2 separate regions of the Homo sapiens genome follow, and region 1 is linked to region 2. A link is a contact called in ENCODE Hi-C or POLR2A ChIA-PET data. All regions are on one chromosome and are shown on one strand. The core of a region is the stretch at or near the end of the contact, and the rest is flanking DNA. Distances in the headings are between cores, read along the strand shown. Region 1 holds the start of RPL38 (ribosomal protein L38). Region 2 has its middle 17 kb from the start of CPSF4L.

Region 1 (7,353 bases), core at 3,284-5,783, 920 kb after region 2:
AGTACTTTGGGAGGCCAAGGCAGGAGGATCGTTTGAGGCCAGGAGTTAGAGTCCAGCCTGGGCAACACAGGGGACCCCATTTCTAAAAAAAAGAGGAAAGAAAGAAAGAGAGAGAGAGAGAAAGAAAGAAAGAAAGAAGGAAAGAAAGGAAGAAAGGAAGAAAGAAAGAATATAAGACCACATGCTTGTGGTCCCAGCTACTTGGGAGGCTGAGGCAGGAGGACCACTTGAGCCCGAGAGGTCGAGGCTGCAGCGAGCAGCGATTGCACCTCTGCACTCCAGCCTAGGCAAGAGAGCAAGGCTCTGTCTCAAAAAAATAAATAAATAAAGCACCAACTCACCCCGCCACCCGACTCCCCATCCTTTCCCAGGTAAATGAGTTCAGTGCCAGGGACCAGAGTCCCGGCCTGCTGACAACCTTTAAGGTTTAATAAACAACTCCCTTCCGAGATGGTTTAAAGGCCAGCCCTGCCGGCAGCCAAAGGCAGGGGCCTCTTGGAGATTAAATGAGATGGTGGATATGAAAGCACTCCACCAGGTATGAAATCGCATACAAATATTCCCGATAATTTATGGACATTTCTCTCCGCCTGAGCTCCCAGGAGTCGCGCGGAAGGGGCTATTCCGTTTCCAGCCGCGGCCTCAGCGCCCCCGTGCGGCCGCCAGTGGACACAGCACCCAGGGCGGGCCTTGCCTGAGAGGTGCGGGTTGGAGCTTTGCGAATCACCCCATAGAAGCTTCGCTGCAACCCTGCGAGGCGGGAGAGAGGCGACAGCACACACACTCCCACCCCCAAAACATACACACACGTGCACGCACACACACACAGAAACCAGGAAACTAAGGCTCGGAAGATCACCGCTGGGCAGTGAAGGAGGTGCTATGGACCCCAGGGATGGGCCCTTGGGTGACGATGACCACAGCGGGCATAAGTGAGGCTGGAAGGGGAACTCCTGAAGGCCCTGAACTCCAGCCCAACTCCCCCTCCAGCCTCTTCTCCCCGACCCCCTGCCCCAGACCCTCCTTACCTCTGCCACACTGAACTTCCCACTCATTCTCAGAAACACCCCGCATTCTCCTGACCCTGGGCTGACGTCAGCTCCCTCCCTCCTTCTGTCTGGAAGTCCTTCTCCGGGCAAGCTGCTGCGCACCCCTCTCGGAGGCAGCAGACTGTGTCCCCTCCTCCACGAAGCCTTCCAGGACTCCCTCAGGAGGAATTAGACCCCTAGCCTCTGGGCATCCTCCACAGCTTATTATGGGATCCCAACAGTCATGAGTGTTTGGAGCAGGAACCGCATTCTGCTTATTCCCAAGCCCAGCCCGATGTTCACCAAGTGAACGGAATGGATTGAATGGGGGAAAATCCTGGAGGTTGGGAAGTCTTCCCAGCCATGTGCCGTGCCAGCCCTCTGCCCACCTGCGAGCTGGGGCATTGGGGTTTTTTTGACCCATCCTGGTCCTCTTTCCAATGTGTCCCTGAAAACTGAAGAGAGAACTCTAAACCATTTGGCCTTCAGAGGTGGCCAGAGTGGGGCTGCTGGAGGGAGGAGGGGAGGCCCGGTGACTTCTGAGGCCCTCTCTGCCCAGAGCCAGCAGAGTGAGGGAAGGGAAGGAAGGAAAAGGGTTGGATTGTGTCCTGTAGCTCCGGACATGCCCTCTGAGCCTCTCCTGCCTCCAGCCATGCTGCAACACACTGCTTGAGACCCTCCCTACCGCCTCTTGACAACAGCAATAGCCCTCACCATCCCACAGCTGCCAGCACTGGACATTCCAGCCTACCAATGGCCAGAGCGACCATAACAGGCAGCCTGGGCCATCCTGCCCTCGAGTCCGGGGCTTTCCTCTCCTGCAGGATCCACCCTAGGCCCTGGAGAGTTTTGTTTCATGTGTATATGGGAGTCATCAGGGAGGCTCATGTCCAGGTCAGCATCTGCTCAAGGTCTCAGGCTGTGGCACTCAGGGCCTAGGCTCTGCCCCCCTTGGTCTCTGACAGTCCCCGGCCACTCCAGGACATTTGGGGCTCATCTTCCCATGGAGCAGGGAAGCGTGCCCTCTGGGCACCTTGCCTCACTTTTAGTAGCTGCAGCTTATTTTGCTATTTGTCCCCCTTGGGGAGCTGGAGGTCTTTGGTACTTGAACAAATTTGCCATTGTGTTTTGCTACTACACGTCTATGGTCCCTTAAATTATACAACTCAAGAGGGTGAACATCTGTCTCCCTGGGATCGCTGCCAAAAGGGAGGTGCAGCTCCTCCTTCTATCCCCGTCCTTGTCCTGTCGGGCCGGCAGTGAGGCAAGAAGCACCAGTCATTCATTCAACAAATAGTTTTTGGACCTACTACATGCCAGGCACTGCTTCAGGCACGTCAGTGTCTCCTTCTGGCTCTCCCTGAATTCCTCCCTCCATCCACCACCCCTTTATATGGTGAGTGATCTCAGATGCCGCATCCAGCCGGATCATCCTGCAATGTTAGCATTGAGCACTTACTGTACAGATGGGTACTGCACTTCGAGAGTTATCGACAGAATGCTGAGCCCTGTCCTTGCCTTCAAGGAAAAGTGGTAAGGTGGGGCGTAGTGGCTCACACCTGTTATCCTAGCACTTTGGGGGGCCGAGGCAGGAGGATCCCTTGAGCCCAGGAGTTCGAAACCAGCTTGGGCAACCTAGGGAGACCATGTCTCTAAAAAAGTTTTAAAAAATTAAAAATAAAAAGAGTGGTGCGCATGTATGAAAAGTTAAACACCTCCACGCAGCCTACGGAGAAGTGATTGCAAGGAACCACTGTATGAGCGGCAAGCAACATAAGTCAAGGGTGAAGGGTCCTGCCTGAAAAAGGGGAGGCGGGAGCTGAGCTCGGAAGGACCAGTGGCACTTGGCATCAGAGTGGACAGCAGAGCAAATACCTGGAGGGCAGAAAGTGCCCAAAAGTGCCCCTCGGCTTGGCTGAAAGGGTGGTTGCTTGTGGAGGAGCAGTGGGGTAGAAAAGACCAGAAAGGCATCGCCTGAGATGGGAAGGGCTGGCAAAGCCGGGCTCTGAGGTATGGGAAAATCCTTCTCAGGTCAGAGCTGAAGCACTCGTGCTTCTCAGATCGGATCCGACCTTCAGACATCTAAAATTAGGCTTCTGCCAATTAACTTTTCCCACTGCTAGAACCCCGACACATTTACAGTTGCAGAGACATCGTTCAGCTTCTTTAAAAGACTCTTCAGTGTTATTACAATATTTTTGTGATCTCTCTGCAGCAAGGTCTATTGGTTCCTGTATCTCCAGCACCCCCAGGAAGGTGCTCAGCCTGAGCTTGTTAATGGAAGGGCAGGAGGGAGGAAGAAAGGAAGGTTAAGTTAAATAAGTTCTAAGTAAAGCTCATGGCAAAGTGTTCTTTCCCTTCAGGAGGGCCGCTCTGTAATAATAAGCACGAAGCAATTACATTCTGCCGTGTGGTTATTAAATTTTGGGGAAACAAATATAATAAAATGTAGACATTTGTAGGGAGGTTGGAGATAAAATAAAAATGGAGGATAAAAATAAAATCGATAACCGCAGGTTGCTCAGAGTCTAACCTAAAGGATGTTAGGGGGAGAAAGGAACGCTGCCCTCCCCAGGCTTCCCAAGCCTCCCCAGGAAGTGGCCGGAGCCTGGGCTGGGGAATCTGCCCAGCAGGGGTTCAACTCCTGAGTCCACCTCTCCCCTCTGGGGCCGCGGTGAGACCCCGCAAGAGCAGGAGCACTCCCACTCACCATCAGCCCTAGGGGTGAGACACTTAGCCAGGGGCAGCGCTGCGACAGCTTTTGGAAGTATTATTATTATTATCATTATTGCTAGAGATGGGGGGGGGGAGGTCTTACTAGGTTGCCCAGGCTGCTCTCGAACTCCTGGCCTCAAGCGATCCGCCTGCCTCGGCCTCCCCCAGTGCTGGGGTTATAAGCGTGAGCCACCGCGCCCGGCCTTAACTTGCTTTCATTGTACACCAATTCCTAAGGGAATTGGAAGCAGCAAGCAGGAACGCTCCCTCTTATGGAAAGAAGAGCCCAGGGCCCTGGTCATGACAGGTTCAGGTGCCAAAAAGGAGACGGGAAGAAAACGTGAGGCGCCAGAACAACAGGTTCTACAAGGTGCACACGAGGGTCCCTGCCATTGAATGAAGAATTTTCTGTGTGGATGCCCCTGCGCAGGTCCAATGAAAGCCGTGGAGAATAAGCGTTAGCTCTTCAAACTGAATCTGAGCTAAAACCTAGCAAAGCCAGGCTGGGGTCTGAGGGGTTGCGGGGGAAGACAGGAAGGGGTGGACGGGGAAGAGGCGGGGGTCCTAGGAGGAAGGGATGGGGAGGAGCGAGAGGAGGGAGGCGGAGGGAGGGCGGCAGCCAGGATGGTCCATTCCATTCTTGGAGCTGCACTGTTGACTTCGACCACAAGGGGGCAGGGCTGCTGAAATTGGAAGTGCGAACGCCTACATGAGTCTTGATCCTCGGCAGGCACCGTACCCAGTTTCCTCCGTTGGGAGGGTTTAACTGCCCGGAAACGGAAGTCTCGTTCTTTTTCGTCCTTTTCCCCGGTTGCTGCTTGCTGTGAGTGTCTCTAGGGTGATACGTGGGTGAGAAAGGTAATCTGGGGCAATCCACTGCCAGGTGAAATCTGGGGACCCCAGGTCCGCGTGGAGGGTGTCGGGGAGGAGAAGGGGAGTGCGATGGGGCCGATATTTCGGGGGAGAGCGGGAAAACGGGGTTCGCTGCCAGCCCCCGCGCCGTGTTAACGCCGAGGACTGTTTCCCGCAGGTCCTGGTCCGCGCCAGAGCCCAGCGCGCCTCGTCGCCATGGTGAGTACAGTCCCTGCCTGGCGCCTTCCCGGGGTGGGCTCGTGGGGCCCCGGGGCGAGGGCGAGAGAGCCTCCCAAGGATCTCCTGAGGCCGGGAGAAGCTGGTGGACTGGGCCATCGCCGGGAGACGTGTCTCTTTCCTCTCTGTTCACCCGCTTCCTTTGTGTTGCAGCCTCGGAAAATTGAGGAAATCAAGGACTTCCTGCTCACAGCCCGACGAAAGGATGCCAAATGTAAGTGGTTGCTCCGAAGGTTCAAGAAGAGCGGTGCCTAGCCTGGCACCGCTCCGGGAGCGTCTTCCCCGGAATGTCAGGCAGGAGACGGTTAGGCCGTCTGGGTGTGTGCCTGGCCCTCTGGGAGCAGTGGTTTCATCCTGTTTCCCATGAGAAAGACCTGTGGGGGGCACGTTGAGGCCCTGGAATTTCTAGGACCATCTTTAGCTAATCGCGATCATCTCAGAGGCCGCCCTGAGTTCAGTTTTCTTTCGTATAATATAGTAAATTGTCGGAACGGAATCTCCACTCCGCGAAAGCCTCAAAACACACGTCCCATAAACACTGTTTAGGTTCTCTGCAGTTGTGCAAAATCTTAACACAAAATCCATTTTGTAATAAAGTGCTGGATATTTGCATGTAATGTATCGAGCACGGCACACTGTGTAGTATGGTCGTTTACCTCGTGATCCTGTGGTCGCTGGCCAGTGTCAGAAGGTATCATACCTATCTAATCCAGAAAAATATTTAAAAAAATTTTTTTTTTTCTTTGAGACAGTCTGGCTCTGTCGCCCAGGCTGGATTGCAGTGGTGCGATCTTGGCTCACTGCAATTACCGCCTCCCAGGTTCAAGCGATCCCCCTGCCTCAAAGTAGCTGGGCGCGCCACCATGCCTAGCTGATTTTTGTGTTTTTGGTAGAGACAGAGTTTCACCATGTTGGCCAGGCTGGTCTCGAACTCCTAACCTCAGATGATCCACCTGCCTCCGCCTCCCAGAGTGCTGGGATTACAGGTGTGAGCCACTGTGCCCCGCCAAGATCAAAATTTGAAGCAGGGCTTCTACTGAATGTATATCGCATTACCACCATTGTAAAGTCACAGAGTTTAAGTTGGACTGTCATAGGTCTGTTTCCCAGCTTGTACATACAGGGGAAAGAAGGTGATTAATGAAAAACCTTAAACAGCAGGTTTTCGATGGATAGGTGCCAATCTCTGCTGCCCACTTACTTAAATTTTTACACCAAGTGTGAGAGGTAGTTGTGTTACTCCTTTGTGATACTTGAAGGAGATTGGGGGGGCTTGTGTTTGATACAAGCTAGGTCTTGAGTTATGTTGTTACTTTAACCCAGTCATCTTTTTTCAGCTGACTGAGAATCAGGTCACATGTGGAAGTGAGGTTGCATGGGACAGGCCTGTTAAGGTGGGCTAAGACACCAGCCGTCTCTAATGCTCTGCCAGCCGTGGTGCCAGACGGTGGTTGGTGTACAGGGAGAGTCTTTCAATGAGTTGGGGGTAGGCAGAGATGGGGGTCATATTTGTGTCCCCATTACCCAAAACAGGCTGTCACCTTTGAGGTAGTGACCACCTGTGGGGACAAATAGCATCTGGTGGGAATGATGACTGTTGGCTAGTGTTTTGTGTAAAGAGATGAGGTTATCAGGTCAGTTTTATTTCAGACCATATGGGGTCACTGCCTAGTTTGAAGCCCAACTCTACCTGCAGGTAACTTACCCTTCTCAGCAAGTTAAACACGACACCACCGTTTGATTGTGTTTTAAAAGGGTGGTGGTCCGGGCGTGGTGGCTCATGCCTATAATTCCAGCACTTTGGGAGGCCAAAGCGGACAGATCGCTTGAACCAGGAGTTCAAGACCAACCTGGGCGACATGGCAAAACCCCATTTCTACTAAAAATAAAAAAATTAGCCAGGCATGGTGGCACACGCCTGCAGTCCCAGCTACTCAGGAGGCTGAGGCAGGAGAATCAGTTGAACCAAGGAGACGGAGGTTGCAGTGAGCTGAGATTGTCTCACTGCACTCCAGCCTGGGTGACAGAGCGAGACTGTCTCACAAAAAAAATTGGGAACCTTCATTTTAGATGATGTGGCTTTAAAGGTAGTGGTCACAGTCCCCTGGGGACAGTAAAGTGTCAGTAGCTGTTTGTTGAAAAAACTTTTTAAAATGGTTGTATTAATTTTTAACGTGTAATAGGCATAGCGTAAAAGTTACCATTTACACTGGGTATGGTGGTTCCCATCTGTAATCCCAGCACTTTGGGAGACTGAGGCAGATGGATGAGACTAGCCTGGGCATCATAGTGAGACCCTGTCTCTATAAAAGAAAAAAGTTAGCCGGGCGTGTGCTGGTGGTCCTAGCTACTCAGGAGGCTGAGGTAGGATTGCTTGAATCCAGGAAATTGAGGCTATAGTGAGCCACGATTATGCTACTGCACTCCGGGCTGGGCAACAAAGCATAATTGTACAGTTCAGTGGCATTCAGTAAATACACATTGTTGAGCAGCTGCCACCATCACCGCCCATCTCCAGAAC
Region 2 (7,405 bases), core at 2,982-5,481:
GAAATGGAGTCTCATTATGTTGCCCAAACTCCTGGGCTCAAGCAATCCTCCTACCTTGGCCTCCCAAGATGCTGGCATTACAGGCGTGAGCCACCACACCCAGCCCCCAGTGACCTTATCCAAAGTGAGGCCCCGGGTTATTCTCCCTCTGAGCGTTAGTCTCCCTCCCAGCATCTAGATGTGTGTTTCCTTCAAATCAGTACCATGTTTGCTGCTTTTACTTATCTTCTTGCTTGTTGAGTGTCTGTTTCCCAAGCCCTCCAACCCAAACCCTTAAGGCCAAGGCCCATCCGGGTGACTTCGGCAACAGTTCAGTAGACACAGTGCCAGGGCCCTCTGCCCTTTTAGGGGCCCACAAACGTGTTCTAATTTATTTGAAAATCAGAAGAAAATAGCCGGGCGTGGTGGCTCACACCTGCAATCCCAGCACTCTGGGAGGCCAAGGCGGGCAGATGACGAGGTCGGGAGTTCGAGACCAGCCTGACCAACATGGTGAAACCCTGTCTCTACTAAAATACAAAAATTAGCCCTGCATGGTGGGGCGCACCTGTAATCCCAGCTACTCGGGAGGCTGAGGCAGGAGAATTGCTTGAACCCAGGAGACAGAGGTTGCAGTGAGCCAAGATTGCACCACTGCACTCCAGCCTGGGCAACAGAGCGAGACTCCCTCTAAAAAAAAAAAAAAAAACAACAAACAGAAGAAAATATGCAAACCTGTAGGTTTATAGCAGCAGAGTCATAAATATAATTTTCACAATTTTTATGGAGGAAGGGGTCCACACAACTTACAGTGCCACCCTGGGACTGTGTTGGCTTTGCCTACTGTTATACCTCCCAACACATCCCAGAGTACTTGGAGCATGGCAGGGGCTCAGTACATATCTGATGAATAAAGGAATCTGCACTATAGTTTTCTTTTTTTCAGAGAATACAACAGCAAACTCTCTGCAGTCAGCCCAGATTTGGTGGAGGGTTGGGGAAGAACCACGGTTGTGAGAAATGATATTGATGCAGGATTGTCTTCAAGTCAGCCAGGAGATGACACAGTCCTCTCACTACTCTAGATCTGCAAGGAGAAGCCCTCTGGCCCATGCCACCTTCTCAATACAATCCTCGATCTGACTTCAGGATGAAAAATTAGAAAGCTGCCTTGGTACAGCCACTTCTCAAGTATACCCATGTAGAAACATTTTACTGGCTAATAGGAAGTATCAATTTTCTCAATCAAGCAGGCAATTAAAAAATGTAAGTATATACATTTTTCCTCAAGGGACTGCATAAATTTTTTTTTTTTTTTTTTTTTTTTTTTGCTTTGAAGAAAAGAATGTGACCTAAAAACTATTTTTGTTTTTTTTTTTTTTTGAGATAGAGTCTCACTCTGCTGCCCAGGCTGGAGTGCAGTAGCACGACCTCGGCTCACTGCAACCTCTGCCTCCCGGGTTCAAGCGATTCTCCTGCCTCAGCCTCATGAGTAGCTGGGATTACAGGCGCACACCACCACTTCCGGCGAATTTTTGTATTTTCAGTAGAGACGGGGTTTCGCCATGTTGGTCAGGCTGGTCTCAAACTCCCTGTGATCCGCCTGCCTCAGCCTCCCAAAGTGCTGGGATTGCAAGCATGAGCCACCATGCCCGGCCCTGAAAACACTTTTATTTGTCTTAAATTGGTCTTTATATTTTGCCATTACTTTTAACGACAAAAAATGCAATTACATCTTTTTTTTTTCTTTTTTTTTGAGACAGATCCTGGAGTGCAGTGGCATGATCTTGGCTCATTGCAACTTCCGCCTCCCGGGTTCAAGCAACTCTCCTGCATCAGCCTCCCAAGTAGCTGTGGTTATAGGCTTGCGCCACCACGCCCAGCTAATTTTTGTATTTTTAGCAGAGACAGGGTTTTGCCATGTTGGCCAGGCTGGTCTCGAACTCTTGACCTCAAATGATCCGCCCTCCTTGGCCTCCCAAAGTGCTGGGATTACAGGCGTAAGCCACCGTACCCAACCCTCAATTACTTTTGCACCAACCTTTTAAGAAAGTGGCTCACTCCTCCTTTATGAGCAGTGGTTTTCAGCCCCTAATAGGGCATTTGGCAATGTCAGGGGACTTTTTTTTTTGAGACAGGGTCTCACCCTGTTGCCCAGGCTGGAGTGCATGGTGTGATCACGGCTCACTGCGGCCTCAACCTCCTGGGCTCAAGCCATCCTCCCACCTCAGCCTCCCCAGTAGCTGGGAGCACTAGGTGGACACAACCACACCTGGCTAATTTTTTATATGTTTTGTAGAGATCTGGTTTCACCATGTTGGCCAGGTCTTGAACTCCTGGTCTTGAACTCCTGGGCTCAAGTGATCCAACTGCCTCGGCCTCCCAAAGTGCTGGGATTACAGGCATGAGCCACCGAGCCCGGTCTGAGGACATTTTCCACTGTCACAATTTGAGGGAGTGCTTGGCATCTACCAGGCGGAGGCCAGGGATGCTGCAAACACACTACAGTGCGCAGGTCAGTCCCCAGTAACAATGAATGAGCCAGCCCCAAATATCAATAGTGTTGGGTTGAGAAACCCTCCTCTGGGAGGATCTAAATTGTGCCTCTTGGATCATGTGGGTCTGGCCCTCCATAGAGTGGGTTTTACTGATCTGTGCCTTGGTATCAAACCCTCAATTTATCCTGAGTAACTCTGTAGAAAGCAGCTGATAGGGTTTGTGTGACTGTATCTGTGTCTTACTTAGTCCATTTGGAGTGCTATAAACAATATTCCACAATCTGGGTGGCTTATAAACAACAAAAATTTGCCAGGCACGGTGGCTCACACCTGTAATCCCAGCACTTTGGAAGGCCGAGGCAGGCAGATCACTTGAGGTCAGGAGTTTGAGACCCACCCAGCCAACACAGTGAAACCCTGTCTCTACCAAAAAATACAAAACATAGCCAGGTGTGGTGGCGTGAGCCTGTAGTCCCAGCTACTCGCGAGGCTGAGGCAGGAGAATCACTTGAATCCGGGAGGTGGAGGTTGCAGTGAGCCGAGATCACGCCACTGCACTCCAGCCTGGGAGACGGAGCAAGACTGAGTGACCCTGTCTCTAAAACAAAAAAGGACTGTCGTTGACGGTGTTGCTTGGGACACTACCCGTCATCCCTTCAAAGGTCCCACGAGAATTCCTCTCAGACTTTAGTGTCAGAAATAGCTGCGCTGCTTCTAGGTTGAGTGTTTTATTTTGCTTTTTAATTGAGTCAGAATCCTGCTCTGTTGCCCAGGTTGGAGTGCAGTGGCACAATCTCGGCTCACTGCAACCTCCACCTCCCAGGCTTAGGTGAGTCCCCTGCCTCAGTCTCCCTAGTAGCTGGGATTACAGGTGTCTGCCACCACGCCCAGCTAATTTTAAGCGGAGTTTCACCATGTTGACCAGGCTGGTCTCGAACTCCTGGCCTCATGTGATCCACCCGCCTTGGTCTCCCAAAGTGCTAGGATTACAGGCATGAGCCACTGCACCCGGCCAGGGTTGGTTTTAATCTTGTGGACTTTGTGAGTCTCAAAACCGGCAGATTTCCCTCTTTGTTTTGACTGATACGAAGCTCAGAATCCTGTTTGCAGTCCACCTTTGAGGATTGTGGAGCCCCAGCCAAAGAACATTTCTGTGTCCTACCCTCTTGGTTCATTGTACCATGTGTTCCAGTGTTGTTTTCTCTCTGATCTATTTTTATCCTATTGTATTTTATGAATTTTTGTAAGCTGCCTCTAATCCTTTTTGGAAGAAAGCAGGGCAGAAGAAGAAAACAAGATTCATCAGAACCCTGTGGCCTTGACAAGTGTGTTTTAACATGCCAAGTGTCATTTAGGGTTGGATTCTGGCCAGGGAAGGCAGCTATCCTTGGCTCCTCCTATCTCTCCTGGGAGTCTCTGTGGAGAACAGCAGCTCAGTAGGTTAGAGCAACAGGTTTTAGAGGTAGAGCCAGTATCCATCTGCCTGCAAGCACCACTCCCTCCCACCAAAATATTCTTCCCAGTCTCCCATCTGTCTGTTGGCAGGAAGCCACGGGGCCTAGAGGAGATCGGAAAGGGGAAGAATAAAGATAAGGTCTCCCATTTTCATTCCTAACTTTTATTTCTGGCATCTTAAATCAGGGCCCTCAGGGCTCAGGGAAAGATCGTGTACGTGTTAAGTGCTGCGGGTGAAGGGTGGCCAGGAAGGGCACCTGCCCAAGTGTGGAGGGAGTGGGGGCCTTGGGGAGTCTGTCATATGAGGGTCGAGGGGAGCCAGGCAGGGGTGGGGAGTGCCACACACACCTGGAAAGTCCCACCCCTCCATCTCGCCCTGCGTTCAGGGATCTTCCAGCCACCCCTGCAGCTATACCACTCCCAGCTCTGCACGCAGTCTGCTGCTCACGCCATCCCTCAACCTGTCCCTCACCTCCCAGGCTGCAGCACCCAGGCCAGCCCAGAGAATTCCACCTGCTCTGCTCTGCTCTGCTCTACTCGTGGGACTTTAGCTAATCTCTTGTCCTCCCAGCCTCAGTCTTCCTATCTCTAAAATGAGCAGGGGCCAGGCACAATGGTTCATGCCTGTAATCTCAGCACTTTGGGAGGCCAAGGCAGGCGGATCACTTGAGGTCAGGAGTTCAAGACCAGCCTGGCTAACACGGTGAAACCCCATATCTACTAAAAATACAAATATTAGCCGGGTGTGGTGGCAGGCACCTGTAGTCCCAGCTACTCGGGAGGCTGAGGCAGGAGAATCGCTTGAACCTGAAAGGGAGAGGTTGCAGTGAGCCGAGATCATGCCACTGCACTCCAGCCTGGGTGATAGAGCAAGACTCCGTCTAAATAAAATAAAATAAATAAATAAAGTAAAATAAAATGAGCAGGGAGAGGAAACTAGATCCTAAACTTTGAGGATCCTGAGAATCCCTTGCTGCCTTCATGTGTCCTGACAGCCTCTGTCCCTTTGTTCTACTTTCTTCTGGGAATGTGGTGCCACCTTGGTGGAGAGAGGAGGAGTGGCTGGGCGTGTGTAACTCTGGGGTCAAAGATGGACACCACGCAGGAGTAGCCTGGATGCCAGCAGGAGCACAGGCCCGAGGCTGCAGGCTTGAGAGGCAAGGGGCCCAACCCAGAGCCCTGGTCCTGCCCAGCAGAGCCAGAGGCCAGGCAGAGCAACCCTGAGAAGGGCAGGGCCTTGGCCGCCTGGTGGGCAGAGGTGACCTATGGGAAGCAGCAGCTGCCGCTGAAGGGGGCTGGAGCAGCCAGTGCCTCCCTGACACTTCCCTTGGGCACACAGAACCGTGGGAGATGGGCATGCCCCACTCTGAGAGGCTGATAGCCCCGTCTCTGTGCTGCTTGGCCAAGCCAGGCCACCGGCCCCACCTTGTCATTCCATGTCCAGCTCCTCTGTTTCCTAGACCTGTGGGGTGGGCTGGTTCTTTCACCTCTAGCTGCTTCCCCTGTAAAATGGGGGTGATATGAATGGCATGGACCTCACGGAATTGTTATGAGAATGAACTGAGGCCAATGCAAAGAACAATGCCTAGCATATGGCGGTCATAGCTGCTAAGACATATGGCCCGTATCACAGCGGTGCAGAGCGGCGTGTGCCCAGTAAACGGGCGCACAGCCCTATCCACATGGGGGACGTGGAGGGAGATGCTCTGGACCCGCTGGGGCAGGTGGCGGGGCTGGTGCCAGGACATCATCGGGCCAGAAGGCTTTGGGTCCCATCCCATTTTGGAAAATGGTGACTGAGATCTGAATTTAAATGACCAAATTATTACCCAGAAGTAGTTCCTGGTTCCTTTAGACAGAAAGGGCCCACAGAACATCTTTAAAGCAAGAAGTGCCCTGCGGGGCCCTAGGTTTCTCAGGTGAACCTCAGAGACCAACGGGGAAAGAGTAAGGACCCCCCAAATCCAACCCCACCCAGGGAAGCTCTGGCTCAGCCTCCATAGAGGTTCAAAGTATGACCTCATATGAGGCCAGGTGTGGTGGCTTGCGTCAGTAATCCCAGAGTTTTGGGAGGAGGCCAAGGTGGGAGGATTGCTTGAAGCTAGGATTTTGAGACCAGCCTGGGCAACATAAGACCTCATCTCATAAATAAATATATAAATGAATAATCAATCAATTATAAAAGGCTGGGTGCAGTGGCTCGCACCTGTAATCCCAGCATTTTGGGAGGCCGAGGTGGGCGGATCACCTGGTCAGGAGTTTGAGATCAGCCTGGCCAACATGATGAAACCCCGTCTCTACTAAAAATACAAACAAAAATTAGCCGGGTGTGGTGGCGTGCACCTGTAATCCCAGCTACCCAGGAGGCTGAGGCAGGAGAATTGCTTGAACCCGGGAGGTGGAGGCTGCAGTGAGCCAAGATTGCACCACTGCACTCCAGCCTGGGCAACAGAGCGAGACTCCGTTCTCGGAAAAGAAAAAAAAAAATCAATTAAAAAAAATAGCATGACCTCATTGCAAACAAAGCTTCTGGTAAAAAGTTGAAAACAACTGAGCTACTGCCTAATTTTAAAGATGGAGAAACTGAAGCCAATTGGAGCGAGAAAATAACTGGCCCAAGGCTACCCAGCAAATCTTTTTTAAAAAATTTATTTATTGGCTGGCTGCGGTGGCTCATGGCTGTAATCCCAGCCCTTTGGGAGGCCGAGGTGTGTGGATCATGAGGTCAGGCGTTCGAGACCAGCCTGGCCAAGATAGTGAAACCCCGTCTCTACTAAAATTACAAAAAATTAGCTGGGCCTGGTGGTGGGCGCCTATAATCCCAGCTACTCGGGAGGCTGAGGCAGGAGAATTGCTTGAACCTGGGAGGCGGAGGTTACAGTGAGCTGAGATCGTGACACTGCACTCCAGCCCAGGCGACAGTGCGAGATTCCATCTCAAAAAAAAAAAATTATTTTTTGGTAGACATGTTGTCTCGCTGTTACCCAAGTTGATCTCAAACTCTTGGTCTCAAGGGATCCTCCTGCCTCAGCCTCCCAAAGTGCTAGGATTACAGGTGTGAGCCACGGCGCCTGGCTCCCAGCAAATCTTAACAGAGCTCTGTGGCCTGGCTGGTTCTGCGTGTTCATCTCATCCTTGTCTCCTGGGTCCACTGAACCCCCAGCCAGAAGGTATGCTCCTTAAAGCTGTGAATCAAGCCAGGTCCCCGGGTCTTCTTGAATGCTCAGAGCTTTTCCATCAATGGTCAAGAAACAGATTCTGGGGCTCGGGGCGGCTGGTTTCTCTGGGCCCCTAGGGAGTCCCTGGTTAGTCGGTGTAGGTACAGTCATTTCTCTCTCTTGGGAGGTTGCACTGTGTCTGGGAGGCACAGCCCCTTCTCATCTGCCTGGTCCTCGCCTGAACAGTACCTTCCTCTCCCCAGTCATCCCTGAGCTAGACTGTAGCCCCTAGGGACCCGTCTCCCAATGGGCCCC

The links. Hi-C counts contacts between places; a loop is a spot of excess contacts on that map. ChIA-PET counts read pairs that join two places held with the same protein, here RNA polymerase II (POLR2A). Pooled maps may share reads with other maps.
Region 1: POLR2A ChIA-PET joins it to region 2 with 14 read pairs in Caco-2. The contact joins the promoter of RPL38 here to the enhancer-like site in region 2. A Hi-C loop is called at or near these places in 1 of 168 maps with a recorded cell type or tissue (GM12878) and 1 of 50 pooled maps. POLR2A ChIA-PET finds 5 or more read pairs at or near these places in 1 of 52 experiments (Caco-2).

Annotation. Positions count from the first base shown.
Region 1 is chr17:74,199,145-74,206,497 of GRCh38, forward strand. RPL38 (ribosomal protein L38) reads left to right here and starts at 4,534. Exons shown (of 5, transcript NM_000999.4): 1 at 4,534-4,601; 2 at 4,774-4,814; 3 at 4,986-5,046. The coding sequence starts at 4,812. RefSeq lists a silencer at 766-815 and enhancers at 3,770-4,273, 5,282-5,786, 5,787-6,290.
Region 2 is chr17:73,274,765-73,282,169 of GRCh38, forward strand. No RefSeq gene overlaps it. Among named protein-coding and RNA genes, the nearest start is that of CPSF4L, 17 kb to the left of the region's middle. RefSeq lists an enhancer at 7,001-7,130. Within about 2 kb of position 4,232, at least 18 of the 41 ENCODE cell types and tissues checked have a DNase peak (open chromatin) inside an H3K27ac peak, as active enhancers do.